Regions from separate parts of the Homo sapiens genome. Here all the other regions are linked to region 3. A link is an interaction called in ENCODE POLR2A ChIA-PET data of the cell type or tissue named here. Cell type or tissue: Panc1. All regions are shown on one strand. Each heading gives the region's core, and the rest is flanking DNA. Links, peaks and the distances in the headings are about the cores only. Region 1 overlaps LOC105369313 (a long non-coding RNA gene). Region 2 overlaps YPEL4 (yippee like 4). Region 3 overlaps CTNND1 (catenin delta 1).

Region 1 (10,365 bases), core at 3,767-7,766, 720 kb after region 3:
CAGAATTTAACTATTGTTAATTTTATATCATTGTTTTTAAGTTATGGGATATCAAGGAAAAGAGTAAACATCATTCAAGGACTTTACCTCACCTTCTGGGGAAGGGATTAGTGCATCTTCAGTTGCTTGTGGGATAGTTGTATAATGTTAGGTGGATTATGTCCTTGTTATTGTCTTTAATGAGATCAAGCCTGGTTTAAGGAGATGTGTATGGGTGTCAGGTTCACAAGTGGCAAACTTGTGATGGTAAATTTTATGTAACTTGGGCCACAGCATGCCCAGATCACTGGTTAAACATTATTTCTGGGTGTGTTTGTGAGGGTGTTTCCAGAAGAGATTAGCATTTGAATTGAATAGAGTAAAGCAGATGGCCCTTCCTAATATGAGTGAGCATGATCCAATCTGTTAAGGACCTAAATAGGGCAAAAAGGTGAAGAAGCTTGAATTCACACTCTGCCTGATTGCTTGAGCTGGGAAACAGATCTTCTCCTTCCCTGGGCACTCCTGGCTCTCAGGCCCTCAGACCTGTACAGGAACATATACCATTGGCTCTCTGGCTCTCAGGCCTCTGAATCACACCACAAGCTTTCCTCTATCTTCAGCTTGTGGACAGCACGTCATTGAACTTCTCAGTCTCCACAGTCACATAAGCCAATACCTTTCAGTAAGATGTAAATAAATGGATAGATAGACAGATAGATGATAGATAGATAGATAGATAGATAGATAGATAGATAGATAGATAGACATAGATGCATCTTATTGGTTCTCTGGAGAACCCCAACTAATATATCCAGAACTGATTCTATCAAGATGGCAGTAGTGGGGTTGAGGAAAAATTGGAGAAGATGAGTGTTGTTCAGAAGTCCATGCACATATGCAGGATTGTGTCCATAATCAGGATAACCTGAGAACTCCCTAATCTCTTATCTCTGGCTGACCTTGACTTACTGTACAACCAGGAAGTACAACCAGGTTCTGTACAACTGGGAAGTAAAGGCTAAGGGCAGACATGTAAATATTCCCCCAAATGATCTACAGATTCAACACAATGTCCAGCAAAATCCTAGCTGCTTTTCCTTTTAAAGAAATTGTCGAGCTAATCCTAAAATTTATTTAGAAATGCAAGGAATCCAGAATAGCCAAAATAATTTTGAAAAAGTTGAAGGACTTAGACTTCCTGATTTCAAAACTTACTACCATAAGATATCATTTCAGAACTACTAGAATGGCTAAAATCAAAAAGACAGACAAAAGCAAGGGTTGGTAATGATTTGAAGATGTTGGAGCCCTCATTCATATCTGGTAGAATTTTTAAATAGTGCTGTAAAATATCTTCTCAAAAGGTAAGCATAAAGTTACCATAAAACCCACTAACTCCAATCCTAAATATATACCCAAAAGAATTGAAATGTATGTTCATAACAAACTCTTGTAAATAAACGTTCATAGAAGCATAATAGCCAAAAGTGGGAAAAAATGTCTATCAGCTGATGAATGAATAGCCAAAATGTGGTATATACATAGAATTGAATATTACTCAGCTATACAAAGGAATGAACTATTGGCACATGCTACAACATGAAGACAGAAGAAGGTAGATTTGTGCTTTCCAGGGAATTGGAAGAGGGGAGAATGGAATGGAAAGTGATTGCCAATGGGATTTATTTTTAGGTGATAGAAATATTCTAAAATTAGATAGTGGTGATGGTTGCATAACTCTGTAAATATAATAATAACCACCAATTTTACATTTTGAAGCATGAATTTTATGGCATATAAGTTTTATATCAATAGCACTATCATTTTTAAACCATAAAATGTTATGCTGTAGTCTGACACAATTAACTATAATTACGTATAGCACATGGATAGATCTCTAACGTGAACTCTTGAGTAAAAAGTCTATGAAAAAAGAATGAGATCTATAGCACATCATTTATGTAAATTTTAAGAATATTCAATATTTTTAAAATATTGTAAAATATTTAAGAATATTTGTAAAATATCGTTTCCAAGGAAACACATACATCTAAATATATTAGACTTAATGCTTTTGCAACAAAGGAAATGGGGGGAAGAGTTGGAGATTAATATTAAGGGAGAAAAATAGTTAAATAATAGGATAAGAGGGACAGAGACCAATAAACGTAGAGTGAAATAAACCGTGGAGTATAACAAACTCAACTTTATGAACCTGTGTTTTTCATCCCCGCAAAGTGGAGGCCTTTGTTGAAGACTGATTCAACCTCAGTCTACCAGGTTAGCTTCATCTCTGAATTATCATTACTCTGCCTAGCATACAAAATGCAAGCAATCAATCGTGACACTTACCACCAGAAATTATCAAGAACTTACCATTTTACAACAGTGTTTGACACTCAATAAATATATGAGCACTCATGCCACATAATTATTTGAGTAAAAAGCATTTCTCTCAAAAAAAATAGATGGAATACCTTATAGAGTCCACTTCAAATGACAGACAAGAAACAACTGTTTTTTCCTCCAACAAAACTGAGTAAGTCATTCCAAGATAAATAAGACAGCAGACATGAAAGTAATACTTCAACATAGGTTCCACTCAGCCATGACAGTCCATTGAATGAAGTTTATCCATGCCATCCAGAAAGAGAAAAATCCAATAGCAAATTCTGTTGGGGTTTCCTTCATCTCTCAGGCATTTTTCTAAATTCAGGGTTTGCTTACACTACAGAAATACGTCAACAAAAGCAGCCACAGATACGTGCCTTGGCAGATATCAGTAGATCATGCAAAGTGAATGCTCTAAAACCTTTCAACTGAGAACTGATACTGCCAAAACTGGTATTTGACTGCATACACCCATTCCAACACTTACTCACCATCTTCTTCATCCAGCTAGATGCTAGAGATGGAGAGATGAACCAGACTGTTCCTAATCTCAAGAACTAATACTGTCAGATGGCAATGACCAAAGAAATGATAAGTGCTTGAAATGATGGATACCCCAATTATACTGATTTGATCATTACACATTGTATGCCTGTATCAAAATATCAAAAATATATATTGTTATGTACAATATACACATGTATATTGTATACATGTGTATTGTATACATGTGTACATTGTACAATGTACAATATAATGGGTACATAATAATTAAAAATAAAAATTTTAAAAATAAACAAAAGCTCACCCTCAAAAAAGAAAAACTAGAAGAATACAGTTTTCAAAAAAATACACTTTGAAGTCAGACAGCAAGTTTGGATGTTGAATCTGTATCTATCAGCTGTTTAGCAAGGTATTTGGTCCCTTTAAATTTTAGCTTCTACATTTAAATAATCAGAATTATAGCAGGAATTTAATACAGATTTTATAAAAATTAAATGAAACTAAAAATGCCTGACCAGAGTCAATGCTTGGCAAATGTGACCTTCTCCTGCTCTCCCCTGCTGTTGAAGAAATGGTGTGTGAATATTGAAGGATGTGCCATTGCAGATATGGAAAAGTGAAATAAAGTGTATTCTGATTGTTATGTGCTCAGAAAGCTGCAAACTTAATTGAGATTTTGCTTTCACAAGAACTTTCCTAAGGGCACTTTGACCTCCCCTATTCTTTAGGCTATGGACAGAGGGTACAGGGTAGGAATGACTATGGCAAAATAGGAATGTAATTTTGTCTGTGTCCACAAAAGGGCTGCATCTGAGCTGTGAAGACAGGAGAATGATGATCCTAACTGAAGGTGGACACCACAGTGAGGTTGGAAGCACATACATAATAGTCCTTCTGTAATTACACATGGGGCAGGGGGATGAGGAGATCAATGAATGTAAACAGATATGTGATCATGATACTTAAAATGGGGAGACAGTCACTGAAACCCATTGGAAAGAAAATGACTGACTCACAAATGGCAGGACTCAGCATAGTAAATATATAATTAAAAACCTATTGTTATGTGGTAATTCTATTTTTAGTGTTCTGAGGAACTCCCATACTGTTTCCACAAGGTTATACAAATTATCTTACATTCTCATCAACAGCGCACCATGGTTCCCTTTTTATACCCTCGCCAACACATTATCACTCATCTTTTTGATAATTATATACACAATGGAATACTATTCAACCTTAAGAGGAGGAGAAATCCTATTATTTGTGACAACCTGGATAAACCTGAAGGGCATCATGTTAAATGAAATAAGCCATGCAAATAAAGACAAATATCATATGATCACTTATATGTGGAATCTAAAAAACAAAGCTAAATTCATACAAGTAGACAGTAGAATGAAGGTTATCAGAATTTGAGGAGGGAGGGAGGTGAATGGAGAAAGGCATTGATCAAAGGGTACAAAGTTTCAGTTAAACAAGTGGAATAAGATTTAGTGAACTATTGTGCAGAATGGTGACTATAATAAACAATAATGCATTTCATATTTTAAAATTAAGTCCATTTTAAATATTTTTACCACAAAAGTAGTAAGTATGTGAGGTGCTAGATGTGTTAGCCTGATTTAATCATTCCATAGTGTAAACATATATCAAAACATCACATTTTGCCCCATAAATATATGCAATTATTATTCAATTAAAAAGATTTTAAAACATATTATTATTATTTACAGTTATACATTTGACCTTATTACTAATATAAAGTGCCTTCAACTATATCTAAAATGACTAAAATGACTAAAATCATGAAGTAAACAAACAGTTAAAAAATAAGGAATTCACAATTAAGTTTCCATTTTAGGGTTAATATTTCTTGTAACAAAAAAGCAACAGTTGAATAATACTTATCCTATAATTTAAATCACATGCTGATAGAAACTCTTATTTCCAATCTGGGTAGACTTATATGTGATATAAAGAAGTTCAAATAATTATAACTGTCTATATAGAAATAACATTATTTCTCATGCAGCAAAAGGTAGCCATAAGAAAGGGGAAGCCTGGCAGGGGTGTGAATTTCAATAGAAAAATGCAGCTACTACCAATCTCCAGCTCAGCAAGCAGGGAGTTGAGGGAATAAAGACCTCAGCATCTCTTTCCTCCTGCCTTTTGATCACCAACTGGCCAAATCCATGAAGCCACAAGGAAAGGGAGTCCAGATCATCTAGTTTATAAAGTGAGCCTCCTGTGGCATGGTGCACCAGAGAAATGGCAGAGCAGGATGTAGAGGGAAAGACAGAAATGACAAAATGACATCTGTGACTGCCTAGAGAATAAAATTCAACTTCCATATCCAACCACCAGTATGTATACTATGAGGCAGTCAATATGCTTGCTAGGGTCTAGCTTATAGCAGGTGCCTCACAAATGTATATTGAAATAATAAGCCTATCAATCAATGAATGATGGAATTCAAGTGACCATCTGGCCAAGTCAAACTAGCCCTCTCGTGGCAGAGTTATACACATTCTGGAGTGCCCTTTAAATATTTTTGTTGGATGTGGACTGAGTTAAATACTTCATGAATGAAACAAACACAGGTCGGCAGATGATCATGAACCTTCCAAGAGTTTTAGAGGTGTTTTTCTGTTTTATTTAAAAATAAATAAAAACATTCATTCCTGACTTAAAAATAATCACAGAACATTTATGTTTCTTTGGCTCCTCTCTGTTTTCCTCTCCCTCTCCCTTTCTCTCTCTTTCTCTTTCTCTTGCTGTGTCACATAGGCTGGACAGAGAAGAAATCAGAAGAAGCTCAAACCTGTGTAGAATACTGTCTGCCTTTAAGAAGAAGAAAACTCTGCCATATGCAACAACATGGATGAACCTGGAGGACATTACGCTCAGTGAAACAAGCCAATCACAGAAGGACAAATACTACTTGATTCCACTTTTATAAAGTATTTAAAATAGCCAAACTCATAGAAACAGACAGTGAATGGTGGTTGTTAGGGGCAGGGGGAGGGGGCAATGCTGAGTTGCTCGAAGGGTATAAAGTTTCCATTATGAGGCCAGTTGCAGTGGCTCACACTTGAAATCCTAGCTCTTTGGGAAGCTGAGGTGGAAGGATTGCTTTAGCCCAGGAGTTCGAGGTTACAGTGAGCTATGATAGTACCACTGCACTTCAGCCTGGGGGACAGAGTGAGATCCTGCCTCCAAAAAAAAAAAAATTCAGTTATGCAAGATCTGCTATACAACATTTTACCTATAGTTAACAATACTGTACTGTGCAGTTACAAATTTATGAAGAGGATGGATTTCATGTTGTGTTCTTATCAAAATCTTTAAAAAAGAAAAAAAGAAAAAGGAGGCTGGGGGCGGTGGCTCACACCTGTAATCCGAGCACTTTGGGAGGCCGAGGCGGGTGGATCACGAGGTCAGGAGATCGAGAACATCCTGGCTAACAGGGTGAAACCCTCTCTTTACAAAAATATAAAAATTAGCCGGGCGTGGTGGCGGGCGCCTGTAGTCCCAGCTACTTGGGAGGCTGAGGCAGGAGAATGGCGTGAACCCGGGAGGCAGAGCTTGCAGTGAGCTGAGATCGCGCCACTGCACTCCAGCCTGGGCGACAAGGCAAGACTCCGTCTCAAAAAAAAAAAAAAGAAAGAAAAAAAAAGGAAATAAAGACTTTTGCTTCTGACTTTAAAATACAGAATGTTTTTGTTTCAGTGGTTTCTCTCTCTCCTTTTTACTTGTGCTGTGTAGGTGGGACAGAGGACAGACCAGAGGCAACTTAAACCTGTTCGGAATGACTTCAGCAGGTCCTGGGATATGAAGGTCCCTCCTAAATCAGAAGAGAGTATCTTAAGTTACATATCTGTTATAAAGAACATCTCCCCGTGTCCCCAAAATATAAAGACACACTAAAAATACATATGACCCAAGGAGAGAACCCACACAAGTGTGGGTGTGATTCACAAAGTTATAAATATCACTTGCATAAAGGATGACTCAGAGAAAAATAATTTAGAAAGAGACCAAGAACATTATTTTATTAATATAATTTCTTCTGAGAGAAAAATGAGGCTGAAATATATGACACTGCTTTCCTGTTTCTCCCCAATAATGAACCCCTAAATGGGGTTGATAGGAAGAGTCTGCTATAGATCACTCCTGTTCTCAGTTACCTCTTCCATGAAATGAAAATGCTAAGAATAATATCCACCTAATAATAATATGAAAAACATTAGGTAATATTTACTGAGCTTTACTATGAGTTAGAAATCAGCCTGCAGCAATTATGTCATGAAACCTCTACAAGCCTGATGAAAAAGATACTACTGTCTTATGATTGCTACTTTAGAGATGGGAATTACAAGACTTAGAGGTATTTTAGTAATTTCTTCCAGGTTGCATCACCAGTAAATGGCAAAAACAATATTCAAAACCAAGAAGTCTGATTTCAGAAGCCACAGCCTAAATACCAGGATAAATATCTCTTGATTAAATAAGATAAAGCATGTAATAGTAAGCACTCCATATATGAAAGTGACTACTATATTTCATCTAAGTCCTGCTTCTATGCATTCTACACTATTATCCCATGCTAGTCCACACGTGGAATTTCTTTCTTGTGTTAGTATTTATTTCAGTCTGCAGGTTCTTTCCATCTCTGCTGATAGGAAGGATCAAAATTCACTTAGAGAAGATTTTTCAATTCCTAAGAAGACTTAGCATCTCTTCAGCATGCTCTGTGAATTTCAAGGCTCTTGATTGAAGCTTCTTATCCTCTATGCATCCATGTGCTCATTAAATTCTGAAACAAGGCTCATGAACCAAAAGAAAAACGGTTAAGAACCACAGCTCTGGCTCTGATGACTGAAGCATGACTTCTGTCTCTATTTATGAGGAGTTGGGGTTTGGCACTTTTCTTCCTACTTTGAGCTTTCTGTGTTCAATGCCTAATACCACTTAGATTTTCCTTCTGTCAAAGCCCTACGGAATATTGGTACCATCACATGAGTTTTAAAAAAATTCTATGTTGTTGAAAAGTCTAAAAGTTCAGAAATAATACTTAAAACATCCCCATCTGAGATTTAAGTGTTCAGTAGGCTATTAAAGATGCTGAGAAGTACTGTAGTAATGTAACAGCAAGCTGTTTAACTTACCTGCTTATGGAAAGCTTTTTCATATGTAACCCTGTTAACTCCCCATAGCATTTTGCTTGGGGAAAAAAAAAAGTAGCATTAGACAGAAGTGTGTAATCCATGAAATTCCTGGATTGTGTCCCACTGAATACAATGCATCTCAGAATTACACTCTTTGTCCATTTCATGCCAGTTTTCAGGACAGCACATATACAATTTTCCCATTTTCATAATTCTCTCTCATTAGCTTGAGTGTTCCATGAGGATACATTTTTGTCATGTTTACCTTTAAAATACCATCACACTGTCTAGAATTTATTAGTTATAAATAAACACTTCTTGAATAAATGAATTACTCAGAACCTTTTGTTTGTTTCATTGGTGGTGAATAGAGTAAACAACCGTTCCAATTTGCCCAGAATTAAGAAATTTTCTGAGATTTGGGGCTTTCAGTGAGAAAACAGATTGTTCCAGGCAAACTAGGACAAATTGGTCATGCTATGCGGTGGTGATTTTTTATTTTGTTGATTTTTGCTTTTAATTATCATATTTGTCCACTCTGTGTGTGTGTCCAGATTTTAGCTAAACACTAGCCATGAATTAGTGTGTTTACTTCTCAAAACAGCCTCAGGAAATATGTATGATTTCGTCTCCATTTCACAGATGAAGAAATCAAGGCAAAATTTTCATGCCTTGGCCACAGATACCCAGCCTTACCCTGCTGTCTGGTTCTAGAGTCTGTGCCCTCCAAAATGAATTCTGCAGGTACAGCAAAGAGCATAAGGTCACGAAATTCATCTTTGAAAATAAGAGCTCAGTAATTCACATAGAAAATAATGTGGACAAGCACAATCCATTCCCTGCTGGGTGAGATAGAATGTGAGAGAAAGAAGTCTGGAAAGCCATAATCTTAACATTAATCCAAGATGCGAGTGAATTTGAATTTGAGCTTTTAATATGTTATATACAGGCCAAGCAAGCTGAGAGCTATTTTTAGCTCTAAGTTATGAAATACAATCACATGGACAGGTGGCCTACATTTTCAGTTTTATATTTGGTGAGGAGTTTTGCAGTCAAAGTGAGAATGCCATTGCACCGACCAGGTTTGGAAAAGGCAGCTGGAGTCCTACAGATTCTGAGCATGCTGAGCAGGACAGCTAGGTGGTGGTGTGGAGTGGGAGATAGAAAATCTGGAGCCTAGACTCAACACCACCAGTCTATCTATATGACATGGGAAAAAACATTTGAGATTTCTTTTTTTTTTTTTGCCTTAGTTTTCTCATCTGAAAAAAGGTAGAACATGATGGGGAGGTAAGAATAGAGTATAAAGGGTTTGTAGGCCAGCAAAAGAGTGAATCGGTATCCTGGTTCTATCACTTAGCATCTGTATCTGAGCCTTAGTTTTACCATCTATAAAATGGGAAATCTGATTCATAAATCACAGGTTATCATTTAGTAGAAAATGATGACACTTCTTCATCTGTTTAATCCTTGATAAGTCACTTCACATATTTGGGCCTTGGTTTTATCAACTATAAAACTAGGATAATAACCTAAATGTTAACAGGGTAATTATGAGAAACAACAAAGGTGAAAATGCCCACCAGAGCTCACAGCACACACAAAACCATCAGGAAGTATTTGAGGAGGGGACAGCTTCTAAGGCTCTTTACATCTCTAGGAAATGTGAATTTTGTGCACACTAGCCACTGTTTTCTGCTTACTTCAAGAAACAAGTCTAAAGATTTAGGATCTTATCTCTGATGTTCTTAGCAACACAAATAGCAATCTTAAAGAAGGTAAAACATTATTTGGCCATCAGAAATTATCATAGAATTAAGAGTGGATGAGGACAGCAAAAGAAACAAATAGAGTAAAAAGGGCAACTTACAGAATGGGAGAAAATATTTGCAAACTATGCATCCAACAAAGGTCTAATATCCAGAATCTATAAGGGACTCAAATTAACAAGCAAAAAACAAACAGCCTCCATTAAAAAGTGGGCAAAAGACACAAACAGTTTTCAAAAGAAAACATACAGTGAACAAGCATATGAAAGATGCTTAAAATCACTGATCATTAGAGAAATGAAAATCAAAACCACAATGAGATACCATCTCACACCAGTCAGAATGGCTATTACTAAAAAGTCAAAAAATAACAGATGCTTGTGAGGTTGCAGAGAAAAGAGAATGCTTATACACTGTTGGGGGGAACATAAATTAGTTCAGCAATTGTGGAAAACAGTGTGGCAATTTCTCAAATAACTTAAAACAGAATTCTTATTTGACCCAGCAATCCTATTACTGGGGATATGCCAGGAGGAATATAAATAGAT
Region 2 (5,282 bases), core at 1,283-5,282, 130 kb before region 3:
AATGCTGCTTGAGGGCACACCTGTCTGGGCATCCAAGATTTGGACAGCGTTGCCCATGACTTAATCTTAAAGATTAATAGGATCCCTTGAATCAACCCACAGAATGATTCTCCCAGGACCAATTACAAGGAAATTGAGGCCGGGTGCGGTGGCTCACGCCTGTAATCCCAACACTTTGGGAGGCCGAGGCGGGCGGATCACCTGAGGTCAGGGGTTCAAGACCAGCCTGGCCAACATGGTGAAACCTCGTCTCTACTAAAAATACAAAAATTAGCCAGGCGTGGTAATGCACGCCTGTAGTCTCAGCTACTTGGGTGGCTGAGGCAGGAGACTCTTGAATGAATCTTGGAGGCAGAAGTTGAAGTGAGCCGAGATTGCGCCACTGCACTCCAGCCTGGGCAACAGAGCGAGACTCCATCTCAAAAAAAAAAAAAAAGAAAGAAAAATTTGAGAGCAATGACTCAGCCATTTACTTCTCTGTCTCCCACAGTGCCTAGTAGGCTTAATTAAAACTTGTTAAAATAAATTGAATGAGAGGAATATTTGGGGAGCTTCTTTAAGAAGGCAGCTAGTATTCCTGGTCTTTTGGCTAAGATCAAGTGAAGAAGGCAGCTAGTTTGTGCCTGGTTTTCAACAGCAGAGTTTGGGACTTGAGAAATCTTCCCTAAACTTTGGTGCAAGAAATGGGTCCAAGAGGAATAGGGTTTTGAGGTCCTCTGCTGGACCCTGAGAGGGATCTTGGCATCATGAGGCATGTAGAAACTGAAAGATGGGTCAGACTCCCCTGAGGCCTTAGTTGAGGGATGTTGGACATCTCTCCATGGCTTGCCTTTTTCCCTTGCCCTTTTACTTCTGTGCCTTCCAGTTCTAGTCCTCCTTTCTCCTGCCCAGACAGCCTCTCCATTCTGATCACAACAACAGTATTTGAGATAGTACAGTTAGCTTTATTTCCCTTTTTTTTTTTTTTTTAAGACAGAATCTCACTGTCGCCCAGGCTGGAGTGCAGTGGCGCGATCTCGGCCCACTGCAACCTCTGCCTACCAGGTTCAAGTGATTCTCCTGCCTCAACCTCCTGAGTAGCTGGGATTACAGGCGTGCACCACCATGCCTGGCTAATTTTTGTTGTCCAAGCTGGTCTGAAACTCTTGGCCTCAAGTGATCGCCCACCTCAGCCTCCCAAAGTGCTGGGATTACGGGTGTGAGCCACCGCACCCTACCATATGTTCCTTACTTTCTCCAGTCTATTAAAACTTCTATTTGAGCCTCTTGTCTGGGCACAAATAGCCATTTGATACTGCCACTCCACTCTAAAAAACAATAATTTTCCCATATTTCCCTAATACCATTGGGATTAAATCTAGATTCCCTAAATAGTTTATGGCTCCTGCTTCTCTTTCCTTTCATGTCCTCTCACCCACTTTTTAAGGAGACAAAGTTTTGCTCCAGCCCAGGCTGGAGTGCAGTGGCGTGATCATGGCTCACTGCAACCTCAGCCTCCTGGGCTCAAGTGATCCTCCTGCTCAGCCTCCTGAGTAGTCGAGACTACAGGTGCAGGTATGGCTTTTTTTTTTTTGAGACAAGATCTTGCTATATTGCCCAGGCTAACCTCAAAGTTTGGCCTCAAGCAAGCCTCCAGCCTTGGCTTCCTAAAGTGCTGGAATTAAGGCGTGAGCCACTGCTTTCAGCCCACAAGCAACTTTTATTTCCTTCAATTAACTAAACTTAAGTTACTTGACACATACTCTGTCTGAAATACTTCCATCACTTTTGCCTTTGCCTACCTAACTTCTTATCTTTCAAATGCCATCGTAGTCATCGCTTTTGTGAAGCCTTCCTTGACTCCTTACATCTAAGCTGAGTTCCTTTCCTATGAGCTCCCAAGCTTCCTCCACGTCCCTGCTTAGATCCCTTATTATCATCTTCTACTGGGATTTCCTGGTTATTGCATCTCCTACTGGACAGAAAGCTCCAGGAAGTCAGGTCACAGCTGCCTTATCTTCACCATGTGCTTAACATCTAGTGCTTAACACAATGCCTGGCAAGTAATAGATGCTTTATAAATATTTGGAATATTAATGAATGAATCTGGAAAGAATATTATAGCTTACCAAAAAATGATCTTTATGATGTATATGGTCTCCCCTGTAACTGTTGGGCACCCAACAACAGTAGGGATTTCATACCACTGCCAATAAAATGTCCCTTGGGTCATATGGTGGCATTGATGTTGCGATTTTGAGCTTTTTTTTTTTTTTTTTTTTTTTTTTTTTGAGACGGAGTCTTGCCCTGTCGCCAGGCTGGAGTGCAGCAGCACGATCTTGGCTCACTGCAACCTCTGCCTCCTGGGTTCAAGTGATTCTCCTGCCTCAGCCTCCCAAGTAGCTGGGATTACAGGCACGTGCCATCATGCCTGGCTAATTTTTGAATTTTTAGTAGAGACGGGGTTTTGCCATGTTGGTCAGGCTGGTCTCAAACTCCTGACATCAGGTGATCCACCAGCCTCGGCCTCTCAAAGTGCTGGAACTGCAGGCGTGAGCCATCGCGCCCGGCCTAATTTTTGAGCTATTTTGTTTCACTTCCCATCAACTGCCAGAGCAGCACTTTGGCTGACTGATTTTCCTTTTAGCCTTAAGTGTGCCCATGAACTGACCAGAGCATTACAGAACCAGGCTGAAAAGCCACGGGACTCAAGAAAATCCTTATTCTGAGATGAGCCTCTTTCAGAGCCCGATCCTGGATCTAGGCAAAATGGACTTACTGTCAGGGGTGCCAGCAGACACAAGCGGTTTTGGATGCTCTCGCCGAGTAGCTAACAAAACCCACCCCTCTTACTAAGGCAAAACTTCACCTGAACGCTTATTCCCCGGTAAAAGCTCAAGCAGTAGTCTTGCCATAGACAGGGCAACTGCTGCCCCCTAGTGGTATAAAGGGACAGGCCCGGGTGGGTGGGGGTGTGTGTGTGTGACGGGGACAGTTTATGGGTACATGCACAGGGAAAGAAAGTCAGAGGACAGGTTGCCTCAAGTTGCTTTTTCCCTTTTTATTAAAAATAGACTCAAGCACTTTATGTATCATACAAAAGTTTCATTCGCTGGTGGCAGCCACGGGAAAGACTGGCCCCGTAGCACTGATTTTCCACCTCCCCTCCAGGGGACTGGGTCCCAGGAGCAGTGACTGGGCCTCAGAGAAAGCCCATAAAGACTGCTTACTCTGGAAGCAGCCGACTAGGGGCTGTTCCGCGAGCAGCTGTCCCCACCCCACCCAATGGCAAAAGTTAGATACTCGAAAGTGCCTCTTCAGTGCCAAGATAAACTAACAAGTGGAGTGAAATGGAAAACCCTTTGATTATTTTACTATTTCCCAGGGCCTGGGATTTGAGTTTTCCCTGCACTCAAGTCCTTTTCCCTACAAATAGGGGTAGGAAACTTCATCCTCAGAGACTCTGGTCTCCTGGTGTCTGAGACCAGAATTTCACTCCAACCCAAGTCTTTTCTCATCTGCTGTTCTGTGGTCCATGATCTACTTGCCCTGTGACCCAAGGTTTGTCCTCTGTTCACTCAAAAAGAGGTGGAGCAAAAACGGATTCCTCCCACAATCCTCTCTGCCTGAGTCTATGCCCTGCCATCGCTTCCATGTTCAGGATCTTGGGAACAGAAAGACCCACAACCATCCCTTTCCCCCAGTTCTGTCTCTCCCTGACTGCTGCCCACTCCTGAGCCTTAACACCCCTGGGGTACCCCCAGACCCCTGTTCTAAAGGGTGCCTGGTAGTGGATATGGTGGAGGCAGGGGAGGGGTTGGTTGGAGCCAGGTTTCCCCCAGGGGTGGGGCAGTACTCATGCTGGTATAGACTGCTTGGCAGGGCCGTGGGGAGGGAGGGGCATGCGGAGGAAGGGCACACCCTGCCTGAGCCCCTCAGTCCCAGCCGTTGTCCTTCACCATGTGTGACATTTCAATGATGTATTTCCCTTCCTTGTACTTCTGGCTCGTCTCAAAAGCTTGCTCCTGGTGAAGGAGAAAGCAGTGATTGTAGGACAAAGCAGTTTCCTTCCAGGCCCCACTGTCACCTGTATGGCCCCCACCCCAAGGGTCATCCACCTAGCCCAACCCAGTGACTAGTTCTTTCTTTCCTCTTTGGACCATGCAAGGAAGGACCTGACATGGTCACTGGTGCTTGAAGGGCCATGGGGACTGCCACTTTAGAGGGTGACCCTCTTCCTCAGGTACTTACATATTTCCAGCCCAGTGTGGTTTTGCAGCTCTCACAGAAAATGTCAGCTACCGAGTGGAGCCCCGTGAGCAAGAGGCGCTGTTCAGCTGGCCCGCAACCCACGTTGACCCTGTCTCAGGAAACAGGAAGGACCCAGCACCCAGTGGGGTTGCACTGTCAGTCCAGTCCCCAGACAGCCCAAGGGAACTTCCATCTGGAGAGAACTGGACAGCCCCTGCCTTTGATAATCCACCCCTTTAAGACTAGAGCCTGGGCCTTCTTTTTCCACCGTTATGATTTCAATTCTCCCCCGGCTCCCCATGTGAGAACTTCAGATTGAGACCCTCTTTGCAAAAGGGGAGGCAAAGACTGAAGGCACAAGATCACCTGATGGATTCCCCCCTTTCTCCACAGAGGAAAATTACTCACTCACACACAAGCACAAGCACACGCACAAGGAAAGAGGTAGACTCACACGGAGTTAAACAGGTAGGCTCGGCCATGGCTCCCTTGGAAGGACTGTGGAGACATAGGACAGACAATGACTACCAAGCAGCCTTCAGCCCCACTGCCTGAATCCCCGCAGGGGTGTGTAGGAGAGAGGAAGAGCTTTGCTGCCTCACCCCTGGGTGATGTTCAGGCTAGCCTGGTGCGCGAGAGGAGGGGAATGGCAGGTCCCCGCTTCGCGTACCTTGGAAATAAGCTCATCGTGTTTGGCCAGGTGTGCACGGCAGTGGACACAGCTGTAAGTGCGGTGACAGCGGGGCAGATAGCTGCGGAAAGTCTTGGTGGGGAGGCAGGCAGGGCCCGGACCGGGGTCACAGCTGGGCATGACGGGCTGGAGGACAATGCCCTGGTGGGCTGGAGGGGCTGGCGCCGTGCAGCCCCCGCAGAGACGGTCGCAGGTGAAGCAGCGGAGCAGGTTGGCTAGAGCCGTGTTTCAGGGCAGGAGAAGTGTTGGGGGGCTGCCCGGCCAGGGCCCCCCCAGACGAGAACCAGATAGAAATAGAAGTCACCTGGGAAGAGGGGAAAGGACATCAGGGGAGCTGCGACCTCAGGAGGACCCCTCCTGA
Region 3 (10,365 bases), core at 2,855-6,854:
CAGAAAAGTACTGCTTTCAGCCCTGGTTGGAGGTGAATGGTTTCTGTGCTTGTTAATAAAAACGTTAAGAGCTTGGGATGATAGTTTTGAACATCAGTGTTTCAAAGAAAGTATGTTTGGATATCAGTGTATTTTTTAAATCACTGTTTTAGCCACAAAACTTTAGATTTTGTTCATGTATTGGGAAGCTTATGAGTTTAAGAACCGAAATTAGTTTTCTTGGGTAATTTAAAAGGTATTAACAAGGAACTTGCCTACAGGAGTGAACTGTAGGTAATAAGGATGTGAATAAGTACAAATATTCTTTCATGTTCTCTTCCCTCAAAGAAGGGTTAAATGACACACAAAGCTGAAGTAGGGATTGCTCTGCCTAAATTATGCAGCTGCCTCCAAGGTTTCCAATAGAGCATTGATGTAGCCTGGCAGGGAGATTGTAAGAAGGCAAGAACAACTGTTCTGGTTAGAACTAATGAGGGGGAAATTAGGGTATGGATTGATTTGTATTTAATTGTTTAATGTATTTTTCGGAAGTAATTTTTTTCCCTAATTCTACTTGGAATTGCATGTTATTATTAAATATTAAGCATTGAGAATGGGGCCTGAATTTACCACTTTATTCAGGGATCGTGTTCCCTGTTTTTAGGGCCACTTCTTCTCCAGTGAGCCCTTCAGTTTGATTGGTGTGGTGTGGACAATTTAGATCAGGCATATAGTGGGGGAATTATAAAGAGGCAAAGAATTTTCTTATCTTTTTTTTTTTTTTTGAGATGGAGTCTTGCTCTGTTGTCCAGGCTGGAGTGCAGTGGCACGATCTCAGCTCACTGCAACCTCCGCCTCCCGGTTTCAAGCGATTCTCCTGCCTCAGCCTCCCAAGTAGCTGGGACTACAGGTGCGCGCCACCACGCCCTGCTAATTTTTTGTATATTTAGTAGGGATGGGTTTTACCATTTTTGCCAGGTTGGTCTCAAACTCCTGACTTCATGATCCGCCTGCCTTGGCCTCCCAGATTACAGTCTTGAGCCACTGCGCCCGGCCAGAATTTTATCTTAAAGCCTTCCTTGCTGGTCAGCAGTAGGTAATTTGGTCATGACTTTCACAAAACATGTCCCAGGTTGGTTGATGTGATGTGATGACAAAAGCACTTCTCAACTTTTTATTTCAAACTTGCAGGAAAGTTGCTCTAGCACAGTAACTGGTATACTCTTCATTTGCCTAGGTATCATTTGTTAACATGTTGCCACAAATGCTTTATTCTATATTTTTTGGTAAATATGCTAACCAAAAAGGGAATTTCCAATCTGAGACTTCCATAATATGGTGAGGCAAGGCAGCATAACATAATGATTAAGAGTATGGATGGGGAGCTAGACTGCCACGGAGGAAACATGTAACCTAGGGCAAATTGCTTAATCTCTCTCTGCCTTGGCCTCCTTGTCTGTAAAATGGGGATAATATTAACCATCTTATAGATTGTTGTGACACTTAAGTTATTTAATGTATGTGAACTTTATAGAGTAATGCAGAGCTCCTAGTAATGTCTTGTGTTTGCTATTAGAATGGATGCTTCAAAGAACTCAAATTTCGTTTGTTGAACTAATGCCCTTGAAGGTCTTTTTTTTTTTTTTTGAGACGGAGTCTTGCTCTGTCTCCCAGGCTAGAGTGTAGTAGTGCAATCTTTGCTTGCTGCAACCTCTGCCTCCCGGGTTCAAGCAATTCTCCTGCCTCAGCCTCCCGAGTAGCTGGGACTACAGGTGCCCGCCACCACGCCCGGCTGATTTTTGTATTTTTAGTAGAGGAGGGGGTTTCACCATATTGGCCAGGCTGGTCTCGAACTCCTGACCTCAAATGATCCACCCACCTCGGCCTTCCAAAGTGCTGGGATTACAGGCGTGAGCCACCATGCCCGTCCGAAGGTCTCTTAAAACCTGAGAATCTGTGGTAGATGTAGGTGCTTGCATTACAGAATATATGGGCTTCCTGAGTGGGTAAAGCTAACTTTTAAATTTTTTTAATGGGAAAAAATTAGTAATAGGTAATATTGGAGAGTTGTGTGGGTGAGGTTCAAAACAACGGTAGTATGAGAATGGATAACTTTAGTAAAGTGAAGTGTCAGTGGGAGGAAGATAAACAGAATGATTTGTATGATTTGTGGACATCATCCTTTTTTTTTTTTTTTTTTTTTTTTTTAGACAGAGTCTTGCTCTGTCGCCCAGGCTGGAGTGCAGTGGCGCGATCTCGGCTCACTGCAAGCTCTGCCTCCCGGGTTCACGCCATTCTCCTGCCTCAGCCTCCCGAGTAGCTGGGACTACAGGCGCCCGCCACCACGCCTGGCTAATTTTTTGTATTTTTAGTAGAGACGGGGTTTCACTGTGTTAGCCAGGATGATCTTGATCTCCTGACCTCGTGATCCGCCCACCTCGACCTCCCAAAGTGCTGGGATTACAGGCGTGAGCCACCAAGCCCAGCCAGACATCATTCTGTATTTGCAACCCTTATTTGTGGACATTTATAAAACTGACATGAGTTCATGAATGCTTCCTGTGAGAAGTGTGCTTCTAAGAAAGGAGTCAGCTTTTATATGTGGAAAAGCCAAGCTGTGGTCTGTGGGAAATACATATGTGTTAGATACAACCTTGCCTAGAAACTTGCGGGTTTATTCCAGCCTAGGAATTTTCCTTCTCTTTTCCTCCCTTTTCTTCATACTTAAGAACCCATGAAACTAGTGTTCTAAATAGTACTTAAGCCAATTTCTTTGAATAATTTTTTTTTTTTACATTTTTATTTTAAAAATGAGACAGAGGCTGGGCGCGGTGGCTCACACCTGTAATCCCAGCACTTTGGGAGGCTGAGGCAGGCGCATCACTTGAGGTCAGGAGTTTGAGACCAGCCTGGCCAACATGGTGAAAACCTGTCTCTACTAAAGATACAAAAAAAAAAAAATTAGCTGGGCATGGTGGTGCATGCCTGTAATCTGAGCTACTCGGGAGGCTGAGGCAGGAGAATCGCTTGAACCCGGGACCCGGGAGGTGGAGGTTGCAGTGAGCCGATATCATGTCATTGCACCCCAGCCTGGGCGACAGGGCGAGACTCCGTCTCAAAAAAAAAAAAACAGAGAGACAGAGTCTTGGTATGTTGCCCTGTCTCCAACTCCTGGGCTCAAGTGATTCTCCTACTTCAGCCCCTGGAGTAGCTGGGACTACAGGCACACACCACCTTGCCTGGCTATTTAAGCTAATTTCTTTTGGCACTCTGTAGCCTCCCACATTCAGTTCCTCACATTTATTTTACCTATAATTTCTTCTACCAATTCTCCTGTATTTTCTCCTTTTCTTTTGCTTTCCTGTTCTCTGTGGTGTCTTCCTTTGTCTCTCTTTGCCTCCTCTTGCCTCCCCTATCTTTTTTTTCTTTTAGGTTGGGTTTCCTTTTTTTCCCTTTAGGTTTTCCCTTAGGTCTTCATGGGCGTTGCTTTGCCTCACTAACAGTTAACATAAAGACGTATTTCTGTTTCTTGTACCCATGTGCTAAAGGTACAACTGTTAGGATACCACTTCATTTCAGTTAGATCTAGTTTAGGCATACAATTGTAATCCAAGAAGACTGATCTCTTCTAGTGATTCAGATTGGTTTTATCTTTGATTTTTAGATTTCATCTGCATTTCTTGATTAATTACTCATTTTGGTTTAGTTGACAGTTGAGCAAAAAAAAAATTACTTTCTCCGGAGTAAATCATCTGTTTTATTTATGCTTTCTATGTTGTTCTATGTTGTAGTGCAGTAGCACATTAGGAGGTATCTTTGTGGAGTGAAAAGATTTTTGTGGCTGGGCGCGGTGGTGGTTCATGCCTGTAATCCCAGCACTTTGGGAGGCCGAAGGCAGGTGGTTCACCTGAGGTCAGGAGTTTGAGACCAGCCTGGCCAAAATGGTGAAACCCTGTCTCTACTAAAAATACAAAAATTAGCCGGGCGTGGTGGCGGGCGCCTGTAATCCCAGCTACTCGGGAAGCTGAGGCAGGAGAATTGCTTGAATCTGTGAGGTGGAGGTTGCGGCGAGTGGAGATCGCACCACTGCACTCCAGCCTGGGCAACAGAGTGAGACTCCGTCTCAAAAATAAAAAATAAAAAAAAAAAAGAAAGATTTTTGTTACACGGTTGGGCTCGGTGGCTCACACCTGTAATCCTAGCACTTTGGGAGGCCGAGGCAGGCGGATCACGAGGTCAAGAGATTGAGACCATCCTGGCCAACGTGGTGAAACCCTGTGTCTACTAAAATTTCAAAAATTAGCTGGGCGTGGTGGCACATGCCTGTAGTCCCAGCTCCTCAGGAGGCTGAGGCAGAAGAATCCCTTGAACCCAGGAGGCAGAGGTTGCAATGAGCCGAAATCGCGCCACTGCACTCTAGCCTGGCGAGAGAGTGAGACTCCATCTCAAAAAAAATAAAAAAATAAAAAAAAAGAAAAGAAAAGATTTTTGTTTTAGGAAGCTCATATTTTAAGAAACTAAAATATATTCTCATGGTTGAGGACATAAGACATTGTTATAGAAACTAGGTCAACTTCTCAATACCTTTATCAAAGCACCTGCAGTTCCCATTTCATTGCAAGTGAAGTAAATCTCATTGAAATAAAGTAGCTGGTGTATATTCAGTACACTTTTAAAATAGCCTATTTTAAAAGAGAAATTGGTGCCAATCTGATTTATTTCCTGCTTTGTTGGAATGGGGGAAGTTCTGTAACCTCATTGCTGTTCTGCTCTCTATTGACTACTTTGTTAACTGGGGCACAGTTGGCCTCTTGGATGTCTACCGTGCTGAAGGTCAGCCAAATAGGCAGGTAAGACTACCTAGGCCTCTTCATAGGCCTAACTAAGATCACAGTTGGAAAAAAAAAAGTATAGAAAAAGAAAAGAAAGTTGTTTTTTTTTTCTAAAATTTAACTTTTTGTATTCATTGAAGAAGGAAGTAAAACATCTCCATTCAAAAGAAATTTGAGAGTCTGTTTATGCCATACACTGAAGTACAACAATAAACAAAATAGACCTACTGTTTGTTCTCAAAGAGCTTACATTCTAGTTGTGAGAGACAAATAATAAGCGAGTAAATATGTAGTATGTCAGAGTGTGGTAATATTATTGAGAAAAAAGTAAAGTAGAATGAGTAGTATGGAGGAAAGAACGTCTCAGGGTGGGGGTGAGGTTATTTTATATAGAGTGGTCAGGGAGGGTCTCATGTGTAAGGTATGTTTGAGAGAGACCAAGAGAAATGGAGGATGGAGTCATGTAGATATGAGGAGTAGGAAGTGCAAAGGCCCTGAGGCTGGTTATTGCCAATGAACAAAAGAGATTGAGGGGAGGGAAGGAGAAGTAAGAGACCTGTCCAGAGAGGACCAATGGGAATGTATTTTGGGGGAAGGGGAATAATGTAGGGTCTTGTTGTATACTATATTGTACAAAGAAAAATTATCTCCACTTCAAACCCCAGAGACAACGGCTGTTACCGAATTTTTGTGTCTTTCTTGTAACTTGAGGTAGCACCTGACCCAACCTCCATATTTCTCCCATTGTGGAATCTCCATGAAAGTATAGTTAGCAGATAATTTGCATAGTAGCAGATTTTGCATAGGTTGATTACCTTTGTCTTAGAGAATGATAATAAGGCAGCTACTTAGAATAAGCTGATATGTTTTTGGGAAGTGGGATCAAAATTTTTCTTTTTCTTTTTTTTTTTTCTTTTTTGATACAAGGTCTGTCTCGGCAGTGTTAACAATCTCAGCTCAGTGCAGCCTCCGCCTCCCACGCTCAAGCCATCCTCCCACCTCAGCCTCCTGAGTAGCTGGGACTATAGGCATGCACTACTACACCCAGCTAATTTTTGTATTTTTTTTTTTTTTTTGTAGAGACAGGGTTTTTCCCTGTTGCCCAGGCTGGTCTCAAACTTCTGAGCTCAAGTGATCTGCCTGCCTCGCCCTCCCAAAGTGCTGGGATTACAGGTGTGAGCTACTGTGCCCAGCCCCCAAATTTTTCTTTCCAAGAGAAATACTGTATATTTCTCCATCTTCTTATCTAACTAGTCAGTTTTCTATAAGCAGGAGTGACAGCCTAGACCTGTACAGTTTCCTTTTGAGGACAAAATTTATTGGTTTGGTTTATGTGCTTTTGACCAAATAGGCTTGCCCCACTTGTCTGCTGCTTCTCCTTTTGCTCATTTGACCAAAAAGCTCCTGTTTCCCCATGCCCTGATTGTTGAGAATTCATGGCTTTGAGGACCCCTTTATAGGTCACCATATCCGTATTTCTGTCTTGCACATTGGGAGAGATGATTATCCCTGAAACTAACTTTCCTTATGTTTGTTTAGGCATTAGAGGTTATTAAAGCACATCCTGAGCCACTTTACCTAGTTGACTTTGGAGTTGAGGAAGAAGCACCAACTATTTAGTGATTTGATGTTCCATGCATATACGAAAGTAAAAGGATATTTGATTGAATACCTATGTCTTGAATCACACACTGTTACTTTCCCTCTTAAGATTTCTGGTTTAGCTGGTCTGTCCCTCAGTGAGAGTCTCTGTCTCGTTCTCTCTCTCTCTCTCTGTCTCGCTCTGTCTCCTCTCTCTCTCTCCCTCTCCCTCTTTCTCTCTCTTTCTCTCACCCGTCTCCTCCTCTCTCTTTGGAGTTTTTAGCCCTGGCTCTTAACCTGGTTACCCTCTGTTCTTTCCTTTAATTATGCTTATCTGGTTGTCATCTGGTTACTTAATATTAGGGATGCCCTCAACCAAGAAACTTTTTTTCTTCCCATCTCCTCCTTTGTTCAGGTAACTGTATCGTCTTGCATGGGAAATAATCCAGGCAATCAGAGATTACCCAAAATTTTGAAATTGTTTTAAACAACTGGTTTATATGTATTACTTCATCATATATAGATGGTGTGAGATGTTTGTGGTTGTCTTGAGAGTTTTTTGAGATAGAGCTTTGCTCTGTCATCCAGGCTGGAGTGCAGTGACATGATCATAATTTATTGCAGCCTTGACTTCCCAGGCTCAAATGATCCTCCCATCTCAGCCTCCATCACATCTGGCTACTTTTTGTGTTTTTTGTAGAGACATGGTCTCTATATGTTGCCCAGGCTGGTCTCGAACTCCTGGGCTCAAGTGATCCTCCTCCTTTGGCCTCCCAAAGTGCAGTAATTACAGGCATGAGTCACTGTGGCCAGCCTGAGAGTACCTGAGATTATGTTTTTTTTTTTTTTTGAGACGGAGTTTAAGCTCTTGTTGCCCAGGCTGGAGTGCAATGGCACGACCTCGGCTCACTGCAACCTCCACCTCCTGGGTTCAAGTGATTCTCCTGTCTCAGCCTCCTGAGTAGCTGGGATTATGGGTGCATGCCACCACGCCTGGCTATGTCTTTTTTTTTTTTTTTAAATTAAAAAATTTTTTTGGCTGGGTGCAGTGGCTTACATCTGTAATCCCAGCACTTTGGGAAGCTGAGGTGGGCGGATCGCTTGAGGTCAGGAGTTAGAGACCAGCCTGGCCAACATAGCAAAACCTCATCTCTACTAAAAAAAAAATATAAAAATTAGCCGGGCGTGGTGGTGGGTACTTGTAGTTCCATATACTCAGGAGGCCGAGGCAGGAGAATGGCTTGAACCCTGGAGGCGGAGGTTGCATTGAGATTGCACTATTGCATTCCAGCCTGGGCAACAGAGTGAGACTCCGTCTCAAAAAACAAAACAATTTTATTTTTGGTTTTGTTTTAAATGTACCTTTATTGTTTGACTTTGGGATCTGGGAGAGAGTATGTCTTTTAATGCCATTCTTCTTTCTTGAGTCTTCGGTGACACATGTTTACTTGTGGGAATATTTCACTTTTTAGTTCTTTTAAAGACCTTTTGCTATTCGCTTGCTCTTACTCAAACCAGAAGTTAAAGTGGCTTGCATAAGTGTCAGAGGTAACCACTTGGATCCAGAGTTTCTGGTTCTCTCTCTGTTGTCAAGTGGTTTAGAATTATCTAGGGTCTTTAATGGTAGATTTAAGACTTTGGAGTTCTTTTGGGATAGAATATGCAACCAGGTTTTGAAAATTTGGCATAGCTCTTTGTTCCTTGAAGGCCATCTAAGATGTTTTAAACATAATTGTGTTCTCCAATCTGCAGTGTACAGAGGGATATCCTACAATGTAGCAACTCGGGATTCCAGAGAAGATGGTGCTGGCAAGTGAGACAGTTCTTCCTTCTAGGTTCTAAGTCTGCAGTACAGGAGTTAGGACTGTGCCATTCCAGCCATCCTTATATTTAGATTCATGCTTTCAAAGAGCCTCTAATCTAGACTGAATAATGATCTGAGCTGTCTGGTGAGCAGTAAAACTGGCCCAAATAATGTATTTTATAACCAGTGCCCTTTTAGCAAGAAAGTCAGTGGGTTGTTAGGGATAGGCCACTACAGTGGTTCACAACAGGCCATAAGAGTCTATGAGGGTTTATTTATTTATTTATTTATTTATTTATTTATTTATTTTGAGATGGAGTCTTACTCTGTTGCCTAGGCTGGAGTGCAGTGGCGTGATCTTGGCTCGCTGCAACCTCCGCCTCCCAGGTTCAAGTGATTCTCGTGCCTTAGCCTCCTGAGTAGCTGGGATTAAGGCATGCGCCACCATACCTGCTTAATTTTTGTATTTTTAGTAGAGGTGGGGTTTTGCCATGTTGGCCAGGCTGGTCTCAAACTCCTGACCTCAGGTGATCTGCCTGCCTCAGCCTCCCAAAGTGCTGGGATTACAGGTGTGAGCCACCATGCCCAGCCTATGAGGGTTTTTTTTTTTTTTTAAGACATGAATTCCCAGACTTCCCTGTAGAAACTGATGTAGAGGGGGGATTTAATTTTTTCAAAAAGCTCCCTAGGTGATTCTGATCATTCACGTTTGAGGATCACAAAACCTGAATATTTGAATTAAGCTTACATGTATATGTTATTTCTCAGGTGGATGGTTATTTAGTTAAGGTGAGAAGTAGAGCCAGGCACGGTGGCCTGTGCCTTTGGTCTCAGCTACTTAGGAAGCTAAGGAGAGACTTGAGCCCAGGAGTTTGACACCAGCTTTGGCAATATAGGGAGACCCCGTCTCGAAAAAAAAAAAAAACAACACACACACACACACACACAAAACAAGAGAAGTACAGAAGATGGTTTATTGTAGTAGACATGACGAGAAGGTCGTTAATTTGAAGTGAAGTGATTTACCTCTGTGTCCTGTATTGTTTTGGAATTAAAGATGTTACCTCTTGATTTGGGGGTTATGCCAACACTTAGCATGGTATGGAGGACTCGCCTATTGGGAGGAAGGGAAAACTTTAGACTGTATCTGTGGTTTTAAATTGTGGAACAAATTCAGGAGAGGATGTTAGCATTGAAATTTAGCTGGACAATTTGTTTAAAACTGGACAGGAAGGGCCAATGTTACTTCCTGTCTGAAAAGGAAGCGCTGGCTTCCTTCCCTTCCTCCTTGGTTAACTCTGGCCAACTTGGAATATGGGTGGGGGAGGGGCTGGTTATGTTAGTAATCGTGTTACCACTAATGTTCGTGTATAGCCGCTTAAGGTTTACTCTTTTCCTTACTTGAAACATGTAGATGGGTGCTGTGTGTGCTCCTGTTTCCTTGTTCTTATATGGGAGCCCTGTACTAGGTTTGAGTTTAGTCTGGGAAGCCTAATCTCTCAGACGTTACTTTTACATTCAACCTTATATACACCTCCCTTGTATTTTCTGACATTTGAAAATACACCAAAGAGTTGGAGGGAAGAAACTGAAACTCATTTGACACGGAGCGGGGTAAGTTGTGGAAAGGAGAACATAATTGGGCAGAGGGGAGTGGATGACAGAGGTTTCTTATTTTTGAATTGAGCCAAGAAAGCATTCCTTCTAAGTGGGGCCAGTTGGCACTGTTACTGCTATTTTAGTTCAGGCTTCTCCTTCCTACTGACCAGTCAATTGTATTAAGTGTTTGATGTGAGTTTGAACTGAGGTCTCAGGAGGGGAGGGAGCGAGGGAGGGTGGTGGTGGAAACAGCTGGTGCCTTCATCAAGCTATCTCAATTACTCTTCAGAGTGTTTGGGGGTGGGGGTTGGTGGCACAGGAATTAGATGTGTGTTAGCAGAGTCTCAGCAACTCTTATGTAGTGGGTTTGAATTCTCAGGCACTCTTAATGCTATGTGGGATGTTGGCTAGTTGGAATGTAGCTAAACCTTTCCCAGTCACATTCTTCTGCCTCGCCTCCCTGTAATTCTTTCAGCATTGGGCCTGCTTTGGAGAAAGAGGGGTGTGGGAAGTTAGACAGCAAAACAGATTCATCCTTCCTACCCATTGAGTATTCAGCTTAGGTCTTGG

Evidence for each region. Peaks named below come from ENCODE experiments on the same cell type or tissue, not always from the same donor. Only the 100,000 strongest peaks of a DNase experiment are listed, where the experiment ranks them.
Region 1: POLR2A ChIA-PET joins it to region 3 with 6 read pairs; 4 of 35 experiments call an interaction of 5 or more read pairs at or near these places.
Region 2: POLR2A ChIA-PET joins it to region 3 with 5 read pairs; 9 of 35 experiments call an interaction of 5 or more read pairs at or near these places.

What each region holds. Positions count from the first base shown.
Region 1 is chr11:58,487,031-58,497,395 of GRCh38, forward strand. It overlaps LOC105369313 (a long non-coding RNA gene), which reads right to left. Exons shown (of 5, transcript XR_007062673.1): 5 at 6,906-10,365. Among named protein-coding and RNA genes, the nearest start is that of OR5B21, 16 kb to the right of the region's middle. In Panc1, for the core only: no CTCF peak of the experiment used is centred there; no DNase peak of the experiment used is centred there; H3K27me3 peaks cover 211 bases.
Region 2 is chr11:57,642,067-57,647,348 of GRCh38, forward strand. It overlaps YPEL4 (yippee like 4), which reads right to left. Exons shown (of 5, transcript NM_145008.3): 2 at 4,901-5,225; 3 at 4,685-4,728; 4 at 4,231-4,339; 5 at 3,021-4,004. The coding sequence starts at 5,041. The coding sequence ends at 3,915. All of the region lies in intron 1 of MIR130AHG (MIR130A host gene), which reads left to right. Among named protein-coding and RNA genes, the nearest start is that of MIR130A, 3.5 kb to the left of the region's middle. RefSeq lists an enhancer at 1,204-1,703. In Panc1, for the core only: CTCF peaks have their summits at 2,916 (motif pointing left) and 3,135; a DNase peak (open chromatin) is centred at 2,895.
Region 3 is chr11:57,766,226-57,776,590 of GRCh38, forward strand. All of the region lies in intron 1 of CTNND1 (catenin delta 1), which reads left to right. All of the region lies in intron 2 of TMX2-CTNND1 (TMX2-CTNND1 readthrough (NMD candidate)), which reads left to right. Among named protein-coding and RNA genes, the nearest start is that of CTNND1, 9.6 kb to the left of the region's middle. In Panc1, for the core only: no CTCF peak of the experiment used is centred there; no DNase peak of the experiment used is centred there; H3K27ac peaks cover 1,856 bases.